Regions from separate parts of the Homo sapiens genome. Here region 1 is linked to region 2. Evidence: chromatin loops called from intact Hi-C (ENCODE). Cell type or tissue: heart right ventricle. All regions are shown on one strand. Each heading gives the region's core, and the rest is flanking DNA. Links, peaks and the distances in the headings are about the cores only.

Region 1 (8,344 bases), core at 1,807-6,806, 140 kb before region 2:
CACCGAGAAGCAAGCCTGACTTCAATAACTAGCCATTCACTTCTGTGCCAATTTGTGCACGGGGCAGTAACAAACTCCGGAAACAGATCAGTCCAACTGAGTTGCTATCTAAACCTCATCAAGCCGGGGAAGGGATTTAGTGTTTAACAGAAGAGAAGTCTTCAATGCTTTATTGTTAAAAGAACGGGCCAGAGTAATTTAATGATCATATAACAAACATGCCAAGCAATAAACTGACACATATCAAGAGGATGCCTACTTTAGTACAGGCTTTTTATTTTCTAAAACTTCCTGACTAGATTAATATTTGAAGTTTACGCAAGTTTAACACAGTAGTGTCATCTACAGCAGCACATACAGTATAGTCCTATAGTTCTATTCTTGGATATACTGATAAATCCACATGTCCCCTTACACATTTACCGCTCTGTCCACTGACATTATATAGTGTACCCACCCCACCTCCCACCATCCCCATTCCCAGAGGCCTCTCCTTAGCTCTGTAGCAATAGGAAATGAGTGGAGAGGTGAATCAGGCCGGCCCAGGCTGGCTCTAGACCAGAATATGTGCTCTAGACACGTATGCAGCCATGTCCAGACAACAAACGTATATGTATCCTTTGAAGATATACACAGATATATAGAACCGTAACAGTCAAAACCCAGTATAAAAAAGTGGTCCCCAAATGCCACAGGTGGAAAAGGAAACAGTGGTTCTGTTAAGAGTTACCAGTGAGCTGACTTCATAAAAAAAAAAAAAAAACCTATCTCATCAAGTCCAAAGGTAAAGTTGAAAAATAAAAGTCCAGGATTTCCATTCCAATGCCTAAACAGAATGCTCTTGAATGCCATCAACCGCAGCTTGACTGCATGTAAAAACCATTTCAAAAACTTGGCATCAGTGACCTCCACCATCCACTAGGCAATGATGATCATTTTTCAGACCCACAGGTGAGAAGGGGATACACCCACCCTGCCGTTACCACTTCTCTGCTAACAGTTGCAACATGTATTTTCATAGAAATGTATTTTACATTGCTCATGATTTGAGACAGATTCACTAGTATGACTCGATCTTGAACAAGTTATAATAAAGTGGCATTTTATACAAAATTTAACTCACCAAATTAAAGTACTAATTAGATCTCATTTTATTTGCAAAATTTCCAATAAATGAAAATCCATTGTTTAAGATTTGTTGAGAAAAGCGTGATTTCAAAACTATCTGGTTGAAGGAGCTTTAAACTAGTATTCTGATCTACCGACAAATGCTAGATCCCCTCCAGCTGCTAAGTAGAAATACCAGCCAACCTTTGTAAGGATTCATTTTGAATTAAGCATGGTCTTGAGCAAAGCGTACTTTGAATAAAATGCAACCTAAGTACGGGATAATCTGCATTTAGCTCATTTACACCTTGGTTTCTTCATCTGTAAAATGGGTTTATGCAGACTCAGGGAGATAATCCATGTAAAATGCTTAATGCACGGCCTGGCACACACTAAGTGCTTAATAAATGTTAGCTATTTTTAAAGATGATGTGTTATGTTTGTCTTCCCCTCAACTGAAGCTGTAGAACGTCTCTTCTTCAGAGACCCAATTCTACTTAAGTGTTTTGTAGTTTTGAACCCAGGACTGGCAAACTAAAATAGCTTTCGATGTTTGCGAGTAACAAATGATTGAAGCCAATCCGGTATACATGAGTCAGAACTCTGGTGTGTGTTATGCCACCTACACTGAGGGGACTTGCTGTTATTTTCAATGAGAGCAAATCTTCAGATTTTATGAGAGTAGCAGGCAATCAGATCTTTATGTAAACTCTCCTGAATATTGTTGATCCCAATTTTTTAATCAGGGCTATAAATAAATACACACACACACACACACACACACACACACACACATATATATATATACACACACATATATCAGGCTATATTTTGAGATCACTGTGTGAGGACTTCCAAGAAGTAAAGCTACTTTGAGACAGCTGCTGAGTGGGCACCTTCCCCATCTCTCTCCACCAGACTCAAACACATCCTATCCAAAGACAATGCCTCATCCTGAATGCCATCCACATTCCAATTGCATCCTGACACCTCGCTCCATCAAGTCCTTCCCCCATGTCCACCCAGTACAGAGCAACAGAGGCCCAGGATCCTTCCCTTCTCCACCATAAGGCACAACGACACAGGCACAACAACACAGACAACTAGATGTGTAAAGAGTTGGGGGCTGGGCGCGGTGGCTCACGCCTGTAATCCCAGCACTTTGGGAGGCCGAGGTGGGTGGATCACAATGTCAGGAGTTCAAGACCAGCCTAACCAACATGGTGAAACCCTGTCTCTACTAAAAATACAAAAATTAGTTGGGCATGGTGGCGCACGCCTGTAATCCCAGCTACTCAGGAGGCTGAGGAGGAGAATTGCTTGAACCTGGGAAGTGGAGGTTGCAGTGAGCCGAGATCGCACCACTGCACTCCAGCCTGGGCGACAGAGCGAGATGCTGTCTCAAAAAATATAAATAAATAAATAAGAGTTGGGAGGAAATACATGAGACCATGCACCTTCTTTTGCTTGGAAAAACAGCCAAGCAACTCATCACAATGTAGACTGTGATAGCTGAAGTTTTCTGGCCAGAAATGGGTCTCATTTATATTCGGGTGACAACAGCCTAGGTGACAAACTTGCCAATGTTTTTAGTCAGCTGTGGGTAGAGGAGCTGAAGGCTACACTTCCAGGGCTATTTTTCTAGGTGGTTTATGTTCAGCACATATTTTAACACACGCCTTGACTGTGGCCAGTGAGCAGGGCATCCCCATGATCACATACTTTAGGTCCTGCCTTCATCAAGGCACCCTGCTGATGTAGGGGCCCCATTTGGTAATTCATCTGAGGGAGGGGAAAGGGGATTAGTAGCTGGAACAAAGGCACTATATGTGCTAGCAGCAGCTCTAGATCTGAAATTCTCCTATTTAAAAAGAAAGAAAAACCAAAAAAACGTTTAGGTATTCAAACTGCTATATGCAGGCATACTGGAGGAAAGGCTGGAGAAAAAAAAAAACAAAACCTGAAAGAGACATGCCCTTTACAAGTTTTATTTAAAAAAAAAAAAATCTAAAGACAAATTAAGCCAAAATGTCCAATTCCATTATTTTCCACTTGGCTCTGACAAGGAGTGAGAGAAAAGAACTCAAAAAATCATTTGCAACTTAAATCCGGAGGACATGAAAAGCAAACTGGAATTACTACTTCAACCTTCTATCATCTCCCTTGTTCAGGGATATGTGATCTTCAAGGACATTTTGTGGGATCTACTGTTGTCAAGTAAATTAAATTCCTACAGAACAATGTTCACAGGGCCTCTTTACAAGACGATGGCAACTATGCAAAGCTTTCTCCAAGTTTTAAGAAAATGTCACTGCAAAAGTTCACATTTGCTGCCAGCTGGTCTTATCCTTTATACAGAATTGAACAAAAAAGGTCTCAATGTGATGATGAAGCAGTGCTAACTTGTAAGTATTAAAAGTGCTTTAGAATTTTTAGACATTCAAACTTCACCTAGACGGGCATGAAGAAAATAGTTGTAAGCAAACGTGAGCTCTTAGAAAAGTAAGAAATTTTGTGTAAACTGTCATCAGTTACCTTGGCATCTTGCTGGTCATCTTTGTTGTTGGTTAAGAGCAAGCCTAGCTATTCTATTTCCTGACTTCTAGTGCCTCTAGTTACAGACTGATGTAATAAAATGAGGGGGAAAGAGAAAATACACTTTTGGTGGGCCATAACACAAGCTGTGTCCAGCCACCGTGTTCACCTTTCCAAAGCTTCAGCATCTCACCAGACCATTTGGAAGATTCAGAATACCAGACAAATACCTGTCAGGTAGGTAATCCTTTCAATAAACCCCAAATTATTCATGAAAATGTTTTTTACTACTCTACTTCCACAATGCAGACTACTTCTGCCCTCCTCATTTGTCCTAAATCCACACTAAAAATAATTCCTCTCGCAGAACCTACTTACCCAGAACACTGCTACACATGACCTCTCTCCCAAGGTAGAACAACGGTCATCACATACCTACACCTGAATTTTCTAATATTGTAGAAACTTCAGAACTTCTGAAAATAAAAAATAAGAAGTAATAACCGACTCTCGGTTGCTCTAGTGAAGTGGGTCTGCCCACACCCTCCTGGCCAGGTGAGAGCACCGTGCCTGAATAGCAGAGAATTTACCATTCTCACTTTAAAACCTGTCCTCAGATGAACTTGGTCCTAGCTTCAGGATCATTAACTACCCAGAGCGTGGAAGCATCCATCTAGTTCTCCTGGGTCAGTGATGATAGTTCTACCAGGCACAATAGCCCTTTGAGATTCTTACATTAAAAGGATGTAAGAAATATGCACGCACACACAGAAGTCTGCACGAAATTCTAGGGGGTTCAAAGGCCTCTAAAGTTGAACTGTGCGGGATCAAGATTCTATTCCAGGAGATCCCGCATTTCATGCACGACCTTCTGAGTGAATCGCCCTCCCCCAAGAAGCCACTGAAAGGCTCAGAGGCCAGGAATTTAAGAGACTATTGTCATTCCTTTCTGCATTGTGGTTAATTCTTCTCCTTGGAGGGGATTCAGCCAGAGCCCATGCAATTAGGCACAGTAAACAGGCCCGGCAACATCGCCATATTAATACAGGGTGTTTGGGTTTGGGCAGGCCGCCCTTCCCGTGGAGGACTGGCTCTAAGCCAGCAGGGTGATGGCTGAGTGACAGGGCTACGTGCGCTGCGTGAGGGTGGCAGCCAGCCCACACCCGAGCACACCGCCAGGCAGCCTGAGCTGGGAACGGACACTGGGAACCATCCCCCTCCCCCATCTCTACCCCAGTCACCAGAGAAATGTTTTCAACCGGGCTTCCTCACAATTATAAAATCAGCAAAGGTCAGTCCAGCCCAGGGATAAGGACATCAAGACGCATTTAACCATTTCCTTTCTGATGCCTTTCCCCAAATATTAACAGCTGCTGTTTCCTGAGAATTCATGTAGCCCGGTGGCATTTTGCACATATCTTGTTTAATTTCCTGGTTACTGGGAAGGTGAGCAGCAGTGTGTGCCCTGAGTCACACCGCTCCAAGTCCTTGGTAGAAGTCATTAACCCTAGAAGTTACCCTATGGACCTAGAAGTTATCACAGGTATTTCTATAGAGAAACATAATATTCGACTTCCTTTGATATGAGAAAACAGCCTTATCAGAATAATAAAACATCACCTATGGCTCTCTAAAGGCTTTGAGCATAACAGAGACAAGGAATACTTGTGACTGCAGGCTCATCAGAGAATGGAATATTTGAAATTTTCATCTGAACTTAATCCTAAAGTACTTAAAGAATCCATAACTCAAAATAATTGGTAAGACAAGACTTTAATAATGGATAATATATGAAAAAACGAAGTTACCAATCAAAATGTCATGAAAAATGCCTTGAAACAATCATCTTTTTTTTTTTTTCTTTTTTGAGACGGAGTCTCGCTCTGTCACCCAGGCTGGAGTGCACTGGCGCGATCTCGGCTCACTGCAAGCTCTGCCTCCCGGGTTCAGGCCATTCTCCTGCCTCAGCCTCCCGAGTAGCTGGGACTACAGGCGCCCGCCACCACGCCCGGCTAATTTTTTGTGTTTTTAGTAGAGACTGGGTTTCACTTTGTTAGCCAGGATGGTCTCTATCTCCTGACCTCGTGATCCACCCGCCTCGGCCGCCCAAAGTGCTGGGATTGCAGGCGTGAGCCACCGCGCCCGGCCGAAACAATCTTAAAACAGGAGAAACCTACATATGCATTTCAGCACTTGGAAAAACAGATCTGCTGAATGAAAGAAATGACACACAGCAAGTTAGCGTAGATTAGAACTCATGAAATTCAGTGGCTATATTTATTTACTAAACAAACATTTGTAAAGCATTTACTATGTGCCCAACACTGTTCTGTGTGCTTCACAAATCGGACCTCCTTCACACTCCCTAACAACCGCATGAAGTAGGAACATTATCTCCATTTTACCGATGAGGAAATGGAGGCACAGAGAGCTTAGGTAACTTGCCTTTTTGAACCCAGTTGGTCTGGCTGAAGAGTGTGAGGTCTTAAGACGTGCTTTACCAACTCAGTTTATCTAATGTCTGACATTAGCAAATTCACCCCCACCTCATTTTTGAGGGAACTAAGATCTTTGGTTCTACTTGAAATATTTGACTCCACCTACCTCATCCTTGCCTATCACCCTTCCAGAGTGATAGAAAAATCACAAAATACAAACAATTGCAAGAATTTTTTTAAAAGAGTGTGCTTGGTATTCAGTCTGTAAACTCAAAGATCCAAAGGGGGAATTTTAACAAAGGCAAGAGGCCAAGAAAATTGACCCTACTTGTCCAAGTCATCTTGTCTTTGCTTTGGTTATTCCCAGTGCAGGTCAACCTCAAGCCCACCATAAAATCTCTGTAGCCCCTGCAGGGTCCACATAGGCCTCAAATGCAGTTGTCTTGCCAAAGGCCAGACATTCACCTCCATTCACCATAACAGGAGGGAACTGGTTCCAAAATTTGCTTCAATTCTAGTTCTGGAAAATTAAATATGCTGGTACAAATAATAGGCTATAAATGTGAACTAAAAATCGTTTTTTGTTTTTTTTTTTAGTTTTAGCAATAAATAATCTAATGTCTGATCAACTGACCTCTGACTTTCTTGTTAACAGGGAAACTGTAGGAAGATACGCCACCATCCCTATCTAATCTCTTCTTAATGCATTAACTTTACTCAATGGTTCTCAAACTTTAGCATGTATGAGATCACCTGGAGAACTTGTGAATTTCTAACTCAGGAGGTCTGGGGAGAAGATGAAGAATCTGCATTTACTGCATGTTTCCAGATAATGGTGATGCCTCTTATCCAGGGACCACAGAGAACCACAGCCCTTATATGGCAAAGTCGAGAGTTTTTGTGCAATGCCTCACCCTAAATGATAAAGGTAAAGAGGAATTAGTCAACTGCACTAGTTAATTTGGGGAGCTGAAAGTGGGTGGGTAGAGCAGTAATGAGGAGAATTACTCTGGCAGTTTCTGGCATCAGCTTTGCAGTGTCATTCCCGAAGCTGGCAGGAAACTTTCCAATTGTAACTTTCTAGCATTGCTGTTTTGTGCTGGGCTCTGCCTCTGAGGATTACTGTCATATCAGCGCTGGGGTTGAATGTCGGTGCGAGTCTGCTCTCTCCAGGAATCAAATAAAAGGCACTGAAAGCAACTATTTTCCTTCTCAAATGGAAATGTCATCTCAATGTTAATTCCTTATAATCCTAGAAGTAGACATACAGTATTATTGTGCCTATGTTATAGATGATGAAAGTGGGCTCAGAGAACTGACTTGCCCAAGATCATAGGAAGATGAAATAAAATCTGAAGTGTCCATCCTAGTGTCAAGTGGTAGGTGCTGACCAAATTTAAGTTCAAAAATGAAAACAAGTATCTAACTCATCCATAAAGAAGTGGAAATGGAGGACCATGAAACTTGCCAGGGGCTGAGCTAGGACCAGAACCTGGGGCCCTAAGCCTCGTGGCCCTGGCGTCTCTGAGCCAGACCTGTAGGTATGAGCTGCCAGGATCCAGGTGTGACTCGGGTATTTCTAGGGTGAAACCTAGGATTTCGAAACTGAGAAAAAAAAAAAACTTACAAAGCTAAGGTCCTCCATTGAGATGGTCTCACATAACATGTCACTCTAATAAAATATTTAAATACTTAGGCATCGAATTAGAGACTAAGCTGCAGCCACCCATCTTCCCCCGTCATTCCCCTCTATCCCCCCCAAAAAAAATTCTAGCTTTTTTTTTAACATTCAAATATCCATCAAAATCAAAGTTCCTTTTGAAGATGAAATTAAGCCAACAAGCACCTATGAAGTATAAGGGACTGTTCTAGGCACTAAAAGTATATACAAAGCTTAACAGTCTCTGCATTCAAGGAATTTCTAAGCACACGGTGGACAGCATAAACAGCCCAATAAATCCATGTACTGGGCAGCCTGGATTGAGCCACGACAGAGTTCTGGGGAGCAGAAGGGAAGACTTCAGGGAACAGGCACTAGAAGGCGGTAGAGATGGATTTTTGATGAGTGGAAGACAATGGGGAAGCTCATTATGCCTGGCAAATTAGTTTCTAGCATTTCAGGGACTGGGAGGAAAGGAAGGCAGTGGTGGGAAATTAAGTGTAGAAAGGTCAGATGTGGTCAGATGTAGAGGGCTGTCAAAGCTGGCTAAGTTTACAGTCTTTACAGTGTTGTATAGTAGATAATGAAGAAGGAGCATGGTTGG
Region 2 (8,344 bases), core at 2,265-7,264:
TTGTCTTTTTTTTTTTTTCTTTTGTGAGATGGAGTTTCGCTGTTGTTGCCCAGGCTGAAGTGCAACGGCGCAATCTCGGCTCTCGGCAACTTCTGCCTCCCGGGTTCAAGCGGTTCTCCTGCCTCAGCCTCCTAAGTAGCTGGGATTACAGACATGCACCACCACACCAGCTAATTTTGTATTTTTAGCAGATATGGGGTTTCTTCATGTTGGTCAGGCTGGTCTCAAACTTCCGACCTCAGGTGATCCGCCCTCCTTGGCCTCCCAAAGTGCTGGGATACAGGCGTCAGCCACCGCTCCTGGACTACTTTTTAACTTTTCTAAATTGAATATTAATTTTTAAATCTTGAGGTTTAAATTATATTTTGTGTTCACAAAAACATATTACACAGACACTAAACAACTCACCTTGACAGTGCCGATATTTAGGTGGATGATTACTTAGATTTCTACTGTATTTTGTTTCCGAGGAGTGCTAGGTATAGAAAATGGAATTTACTCAATTTTTAATTAAATATTTTAAAACAATTTTAACTCTCAGGAGATGGGAGAAACAAAAAAAAAATCCATGGAAGGATAATATGATGAAGATAATTAAAAATTATTTTGTGCTTAGTATGTACCCCACATGGCTCTAATGTTTTGTTGTTGTTGTGGTTTTGTTTGTTGGAGACACAGTCTTGCTCTTGTCACCCAGGCTGGAGTGCAATGGCGCGATCTAGACTCACTGCAACCTCCACCTCCCGGGTTCAAGTGATTCTCCTGCCTCAGCCTCAGAGCAGCTGGGACTACAGGCACCCGCCACCACACCCGGCTAATTTTTTGTATTTTTAGTAGAGACGGGATTTCACCGTGTTGGTCAGTCTGGTCTTTAGTAGAGATGGGGTTTCACCATGCTGGTCAGGCTGACCTCAGGTGATCCACCAGCTTTGGCCTCCCAAAGTGCTGGGATTACAGGCATGAGCCACCGCACGTGGCAGGCTCTAATGTTTTACATATATTATTTATTTAAATCTCCTGAAAACCTCATGAAATTTTAGAAGTAGAAGAACAACAAAGAAGAGAAGGTGTTGTGTGGGCTACCACAATCTAGTATAAGTTCTTATCTCAGCACTTCAGTGTTTTCTAAAGTAGTCCAATTACAATACAGTGCCCTGTGACATACCTATTCATTTATTCATTTACTTTTGCAACTAATATTAAGTTTTACCATGTGTCAAGCTACAGGGTGGCAAAGAGCCTGGTTGTAGGAGGCCAGTAAGGAGGCTAAAGTACCAATCCAAGTGGAAATGATCCTGCCTGGATTAGAGTGGTAGCAATGCAGACACTGAGAAAAAGAGAGATAGATAATTCTAATTCCAGAAATTAGAATTGAAGTGACTTGGTAGCAGTTCACTGGAAGTAAGGAATAAGGGAAAAGATAGTATCTTCTCCCAGTTCCTCTAAAAAGCGAAGCCTGAAGTCAGCTGCTAAGTTAAGCTGCTAAGAATGCATTTGGTAGGTACAAGCCCAAAGCAGTGAGCATGAGGAAAAAAGGGAAGTGGGCAAGGAAAGCTGTGGGGAAACGCAATGTGCTGCATCATCACTCTGGCTCCTGCTTCACAGCAGGATGCAAAAGAGAGATAGCGGGTCACTCAGCAGGTATGTTTGTTCAGCACATAAGACTCCTCAGAAGGCCTGCAAAGAACAAATATACCCTGAAGTAATCCACAAGAGACAGAAATGAGGGGTAACTGCCAAGTTACCGTCTATCTGCAAAGACAGTGATATGGTTTGGCTCTGTGTCCTCACCCAAATCTCATCTTGAATTGTACTCCCATAATTCCCATGTGTTGTGGGAGGGAACCAGTGGGAGATAATTTGAATCATGGGGGCGGTTTCCCCCACACTGTTCTCGTGGTGGTGAATAAGTCTCATGAGATCTAATGGTTTTATCAGGGGTTTCTGCTTTTGCATCTTCATTTTTTCTCTTGCCGCCCCCGCCATGTAAGAAGGGCCTTTCCCTCCCAAAGTGCCGAGATTGCAGCCTCTGCCCGGCCGCCACCCCGTCTGGGAAGTGAGGAGCATCTCTGCCTGGCCGCCCATCGTCTGGGACGTGAGGAGCCCCTCTGCCTGGCTACCCAGTCTGGAAAGTGAGGAGCGTCTCTGCCCGGCCGCCCATCGCCTGAGATGTGGGGAGCGCCTCTGCCCCGACGCCCCGTCTGGGATGTGAGGAGCGCCTCTGCCCGGCCGCGACCCCGTCTGGGAGGTGAGGAGCGTCTCTGCCCGGCCGCCCAGTCTGAGAAGTGAGGAGACCCTCCGCCTGGCAACCGCCCCATATGAGAAGTGAGGAGCCCCTCTGCCCGGCAGCCACCCCGTCTGGGAAGTGAGGAAGTGAGGAGCGTCTCTGCCCGGCAGCCACCCCGTCAGGGAGGGAGGTGGGGGGGGTCAGCCCCCGGCACGGCCAGCCGCCCCGTCCGGGAGGGAGGTGGTGGGGTCAGCCCCCGGCACGGCCAGCCGCCCCGTCCGGGAGGTGAGGGGCGCCTCTGCCCGGCGGCCCCTACTGGGAAGTGAGGAGCCCCTCTGCCCAGCCACCACCCCGTCTGGGAGGTGTACCCAACAGCTCATTGAGAACGGGCCATGATGACAATGGCGGTTTTGTGGAATAGAAAGGGGGGAAAGGCGGGGAAAGGATTGAGAAATCGGATGGTTGCCATGTCTGTGTAGAAAGAGGTAGACACGGGAGACTTTTCATTTTGTTCTGTACTAAGAAAAATTCTTCTGCCTTGGGATCCTGTTGATCGGTGACCCTACCCCCAACCCTGTGCTCTCTGAAACATGTGCTGTGTCCACTCAGGGTTGAATGGATTAAGGGTGGTGCAAGATGTGCTTTGTTAAACAGATGCTTGAAGGCAGCATGCTCGTTAAGAGTCATCACCAATCCCTAATCTCAAGTACCCAGGGACACAAACACTGCGGAAGGCCGCAGGGTCCTCTGCCTAGGAAAACCAGAGACCTTTGTTCACTTGTTTATCTGCTGACCCTCCCTCCACTATTGTCCTATGACCCTGCCAAATCCCCCTCTGTGAGAAACACCCAAGAATGATCAATAAAAAAAAAAAAAATAAATAAATAAATAAATAAATAAATAAAAATAAATAAATAAAAATAAAATAAAATAAAATAAAAATAAAAATAAAAATTAAAAAAAAAAAGAAAAAAGAAGGGCCTTTCGCCTCCTGCCATGATTCTGAGGCCCCCTCAGCCATGTGGAACTGTAAATCCAATTAAACCTCTTTTTCTTCCCAGTCTCAGGTATGTCTTTATCAGCAGCGTGAACACAGACTAATACAGAGAACCCTAAAGAGGGAGTAGAGCTGTAGAAGGTGGTGATGAGCATTAAATTTTGTATATGTTTTATTGTATCTCACATGTTGCCAAAAGGGAAATCTGCAGTAGGCAGTTGAATGTCGATGGAGTCTGGAGCTCAGGAGAGACAAAGCCAGGTGACAGAAAGATGGTTGTCATTATAGAGCATGTGCTAGGCTGTGCCACCCAGAACCCCCTTTTAGGGTTGAAGCACTCATTCCCCAGCTGCCAGGACTTTAGCCCGCTGATGGCTCACAGCTGAATTCCTCTGCAAGAATGACTTTTTATCAAAGGAAACTGACTTACCCGAGTTGATGTGCCTGCCCTGTGCATCCAATGGCTGGTTGATGAGGGGTTACAAAGGCCTGTCCCCTTTGCTTCAATTCAGGTCATCTCTAAAGGCCATCCCAGCCCTAGAGTTCCCTAGAATTGGATGATGCCACTGTTGTATCCACAGTAGGTCCTCACTTAAAGTGAATAGGTTCTTGGAAACTACTACTTTAAATGAAATGATGTACAATAAAACATTTTTTCCCTCACCAATGTTATAAAGAAAGAACATTGCACCAAACAACTTTATTGGAGGGCCTGCTGTACATCTTTTAAAGTCACAGTTTCCAAGAGACTCCTTCATGCCAGCCCTGGTGCAGCTTCTGAGAGCTTTCCCCAGTTCACCACCTGCATTCGAAGCTCTGTGTCGGTCTCCCAGGGAACTCGAGGGAATGAAAATTCTAGGTAGACAATTCTTTCAGGTAGCTTGCCTTTGACAATGGAGGAGGATTCCTGAAGAGGGGTATGGTTGAAGGAGGATTTTTTTTTTTTTTAATTTGGAATGATGAAGCTAGTTGAGAGGGAAGAATTAAAGATTCTAGGTAGAAAACGACCTCCAGGAGGGAATGGGATCCAAATCACAGATAGAAGGATTGCCTGTTTTAAGAGGAAAGACATTCCCTGAGATGAGAATATGGGAGAGGGAGTGGATCAGTGTGAATGTAGATAAATTTATTTTCACTGTAGGGAAGGTCTGATCAGCCACTGAGAGTAAGCAGAATGGAGGCTGGGAAGACAGAAGCTTGAAGACAGCAGGGAGTGCTAGAAATTGGCTTCGTGGACAATGGGGGGAAGAGTCGCTCCGAATAATGTATCAGAATCGCCGAGCAGTGCTGAAAGCAGGGTTGAGAATGAGGTCAACAGGAATTTATAGTGGCAATCATCATAGCACTAACCATGGTATAATTACTCACAGGCCTGCTCAGCACTGTGCCTGACAAGCAGAGGATACGCTAAATGTTGAATGACGGAATAGACCCAGTTTCAGTGAGCCCTCCAGTTAAAGGGCCACATGTTCTCTGCCATCATAGTTTCATCAACAAAAAGCCACATCACATCTGCCTTGGGTCTATTTCTCTCTGATATTTTTAGTCTAGAGAAACATTGAGGTGGTTTCCCTGCTTTTGTACAAGTTTGTCATATGTTCTCTCTGCATGCTTTGTAATGCCTGTATGCATTAAGTTGTTTTCCTAAGATCACTGGACTGGGCAGATCAGAGCTCAAGCTCGCAGGTCACCTAACTCCCATTCCACACACTGTGCTATGAGATATGCTATGTAAAACTGCCAAGTCGTTCCAGATGATTCAGCAGGCCTTCAATATTACCTGCCTGCCTGTCTTCCCTCCTTCCTCGCTGCCTCCCTCCACCTTTCCTCCCTCAGACCTCTTGGAATCTTTTCTGACCTCTCTACTAAGCTGTCCCCAGCTTCATTATGTTCAGCCCTCATTTGCACATGCTCTTGACACCTGGTGTTTGGTGGCAGAAATGGCTGATAAAATTCCACGCTGATTAATTTCATGTTTAATCTAACTGATACTTCTGTAGCCTTTGCAAATAACCTTTTTGAACAAAAACGGCAATGGCTCATTCCAAACCCGATCAAAGAGGTATGCATGACTCACAGCCACTAAATAAACATTGATGCCTGATGGCAGTAATATGGCTATTTATATTCAGAGCCTGATTTAACCAGTGGCATTCCTGTAATAAGATAATAAGCATGAGCTGTTTACTAGAAAAAAAGGAGAGTCTGTGGTGCTGGTGTTCAATAAAATCTCTTAACAGGCAAATGAGTCTCTGAAATTGGTTGGCAAATACATCCAGAATGAGATGTGCTAATTAGCTGCTGTTACTGATTTTCTAAAATAAAGAGTTTAAACTTAGATTAGTCCTGAAATTTAGTACAATAAAAAATACTGGATAAATGATATTATGTTGAGTCTTACAGATTATGTTTAAGATAAGTCCAACAATACAATTAAGAAAAAAGAACTCTGCACCTAAATCATTAGATTTTTTAAAGACTAAGAGGTTGTAAATGTGGAGAATTATAAGCATAGATATGTGAATCTCAGGTTCAATTTTTTTCTGTTCAGAGAGCATCTGTAGGTGATTCTCTTGGCCACAATGGCAGGGACATCTATTACTATCAGAACTTTTGTTTTTAAATAGGAAGAGCAAAGGAATGCAAGAATTAGCTTAATAGTATTTGGGTAGCCATTAAAAATAGATTAACCTATTCAGAACCAAGATCACAGAGGTTCTAGGTAAGCGTGTGGGAGACAATTATTCTGAACTCAGAAATAAATGATCAAGGCCATCAAGCTTGTAAGGCCTCTCCCAGCATCTTCCCCCAAATAAGAGCAGCAGGAACTTTCACCTGCTTCCTTTCTCCTGCTATCGCCCTATGCAGCAACTTCCAGCTGCTAAGCATTCATCTCAAACCTCCATTTTAGCTGCTTTCTTCACCAAACGGGAATGAACTATCTATTGGGACTTCCTACTTCAAGCAGTGAGAAAATCTTAGGAGATTTCCAAGTATTTTGTTTTTATTCATATATTACTTCTAAAGAGAAATGGATGGGTAATAAGAGGATTCAAGTTGTGTCTCGATCATAATTTTTTTTCAAAACAAGTTTGAATTCAAGGACCTGTTGTTTGAGTTTAGGTAGTTGAGATGATGTTTGTGTTCCCAGAGCAAATGGTTCTTTTAAAGGCAGCTAGATGGGCAGATGTCAGTGCTGCAGCCCCAAGGTGACTAACGCTCCTAATGTTAGCAATGAGTGAATTCATTCATTTGGTTTCTATTTATCTACAGTTAAACGATACAAGTTGATTATTTGCTTTAACTAAGATGTTCAATTCTTATCAGAGTCTTTAGTAATCAGAGTTAATTGACTATATTTGTCTTTGTTTCTATTTAACAGTAGGGGATGAGGGGATGCCCAGTTTAGGTAGCAACTTTTCCAGCTACTACTGGGACCCAGAATTGTGGGTAACACCCTCACATAGGCTAGCAAATAATTGAAATTATTAACAGAATCCTAAGTCATGAACATGTGGTCTTCCTTATATTTTTCAATGGTATTAAGGTTCTTTTGAAACCAACTCTACCTGGCTTAAGACAAAAAGGAATTTACTTGTGAAAGGATATTAGTAATCTCACAAAATGTACAGGAAGAGTTGAACAGCCACACCTCAAAAGTGTAAGAACGACAGTTCCAAAGACATGGAAACAAGGGTTTTTGGGGCTTATTCTGCTTTTGTAGTTTCACTACTTACTTCTCCTGGCTCCTTTGTTTCTCTTTTTGAGATTCCATATTCTTAGATAAGAAAATCTAATTGGTCCAGTTTGGCTCAAACAAATGACTTGAACCAATCAGCTGTGACTAGCAGAAGAGTAGGTCAGCATCACATGGCATAGATATGGCTTCTGTGGAAGTCCCCAGTGAATGGAGGCTATTGTCACTGGGCAGCAAACCCAAGGGTCCACTGTGTACCCAGTGCTGCTCCAAGTGCCAATCCACAAGACCATTTGACACTGGATCAGGAGGAGATAAGCAGCTTGCACCAGTATCTAAATCAGCTCACTGCTTACATCATTGAGAAAGTCTTACTATTAAAAAAAAATGCTGAACTAAAGAGCATGCTTAGTGGCATAGTTGATTTTGCACTCTGGCACAGCACTTCCTATCTTCTTATGGATTAGTAGCAAATAGTTTGCTGACAGGCAGCTGCCTGTGGCCCACTCTATGAGCAACAATCTCTTCTGTTCAGTGCTCATCAAGAACATGTGCTTTGAAGCCACCAGGGTTTTAATTCCTGCTATACTTAATAGCAAAATGACGTTGACCAAATACCCCTTGCTTCATTTTCCTCATCTAAGTTGGAGATAACAGTACTCCCATATTAGTCAGGACTCATTCAATTATAGGCAGCAGAAATGTAAACTACTAGGTTAAACCAGATGAAATTCTGACATTCAACCTGCAAATATGGCATTTTCATATGGTTCAATCTAATAGCTTAAGCAAAAAGGAAATTTATTGGTTTTTGAAACTTCAAAGTACATTAGTGGGGGTAGGTACCATATACATCTGAATCCAAGGCTTAAATGAATAAAGGGAAGGAGAAGCCCTCTATTTCCAGCAACCAGCATTGGATCATATGGCATACGAGGACTCTAACTGGTCCTACTTTGGTCATTCTCCCAGCCCCTGGTCTAATCACTGGCCAAAGGAACATGACATTTCATGATTGGTCAGGCTTGTGCTTGGGAGTAAGTAGGGCACTATGATGAATAGATTGACAGTCCTGTCAGATAAACCCTATCTGTCTTGGTCAGTTATATCTCTGGTCCCTAGCACATAATACTTACCAAAAAGATTAGGTAAATAAATGATTGGGAAAAGGGTATTGCACAGTTTCCTCAGTCAAAGAAGCAGCAGACAGAAACATTAGAATTCAATGATAAATGCCTACATCATATGGTTAAGATTACATAAGAAAGTGATACACATGAGACAGAGACTGGCACATAGTAGCACATTTACCTGCAAAATAGATCAGGCAAGCATTGGAGCCCATATTTTCCATGTAGAGACTGGCACGTAGCAGGTGCCCAGTTCTCTTGATGGACTGAGTCAGTTAAAAAGTGAACTCAGC

The links. Peaks named below come from ENCODE experiments on the same cell type or tissue, not always from the same donor. Only the 100,000 strongest peaks of a DNase experiment are listed, where the experiment ranks them.
Region 1: it touches region 2 in a loop (2.7-fold over the local background); 8 of 110 quality-filtered maps call a loop at or near these places.

The regions. Positions count from the first base shown.
Region 1 is chr14:33,933,720-33,942,063 of GRCh38, forward strand. The region is part of intron 1 of EGLN3 (egl-9 family hypoxia inducible factor 3); the gene reads right to left. Among named protein-coding and RNA genes, the nearest start is that of EGLN3, 13 kb to the right of the region's middle. RefSeq lists enhancers at 4,245-5,216, 4,847-4,916. In heart right ventricle, for the core only: no CTCF peak of the experiment used is centred there; a DNase peak (open chromatin) is centred at 4,762; H3K4me3 peaks cover 882 bases; H3K27ac peaks cover 4,228 bases.
Region 2 is chr14:34,076,695-34,085,038 of GRCh38, forward strand. The region is part of intron 5 of LOC102724945 (a long non-coding RNA gene); the gene reads right to left. Among named protein-coding and RNA genes, the nearest start is that of EGLN3-AS1, 41 kb to the left of the region's middle. In heart right ventricle, for the core only: no CTCF peak of the experiment used is centred there; a DNase peak (open chromatin) is centred at 4,508; H3K27ac peaks cover 4,148 bases.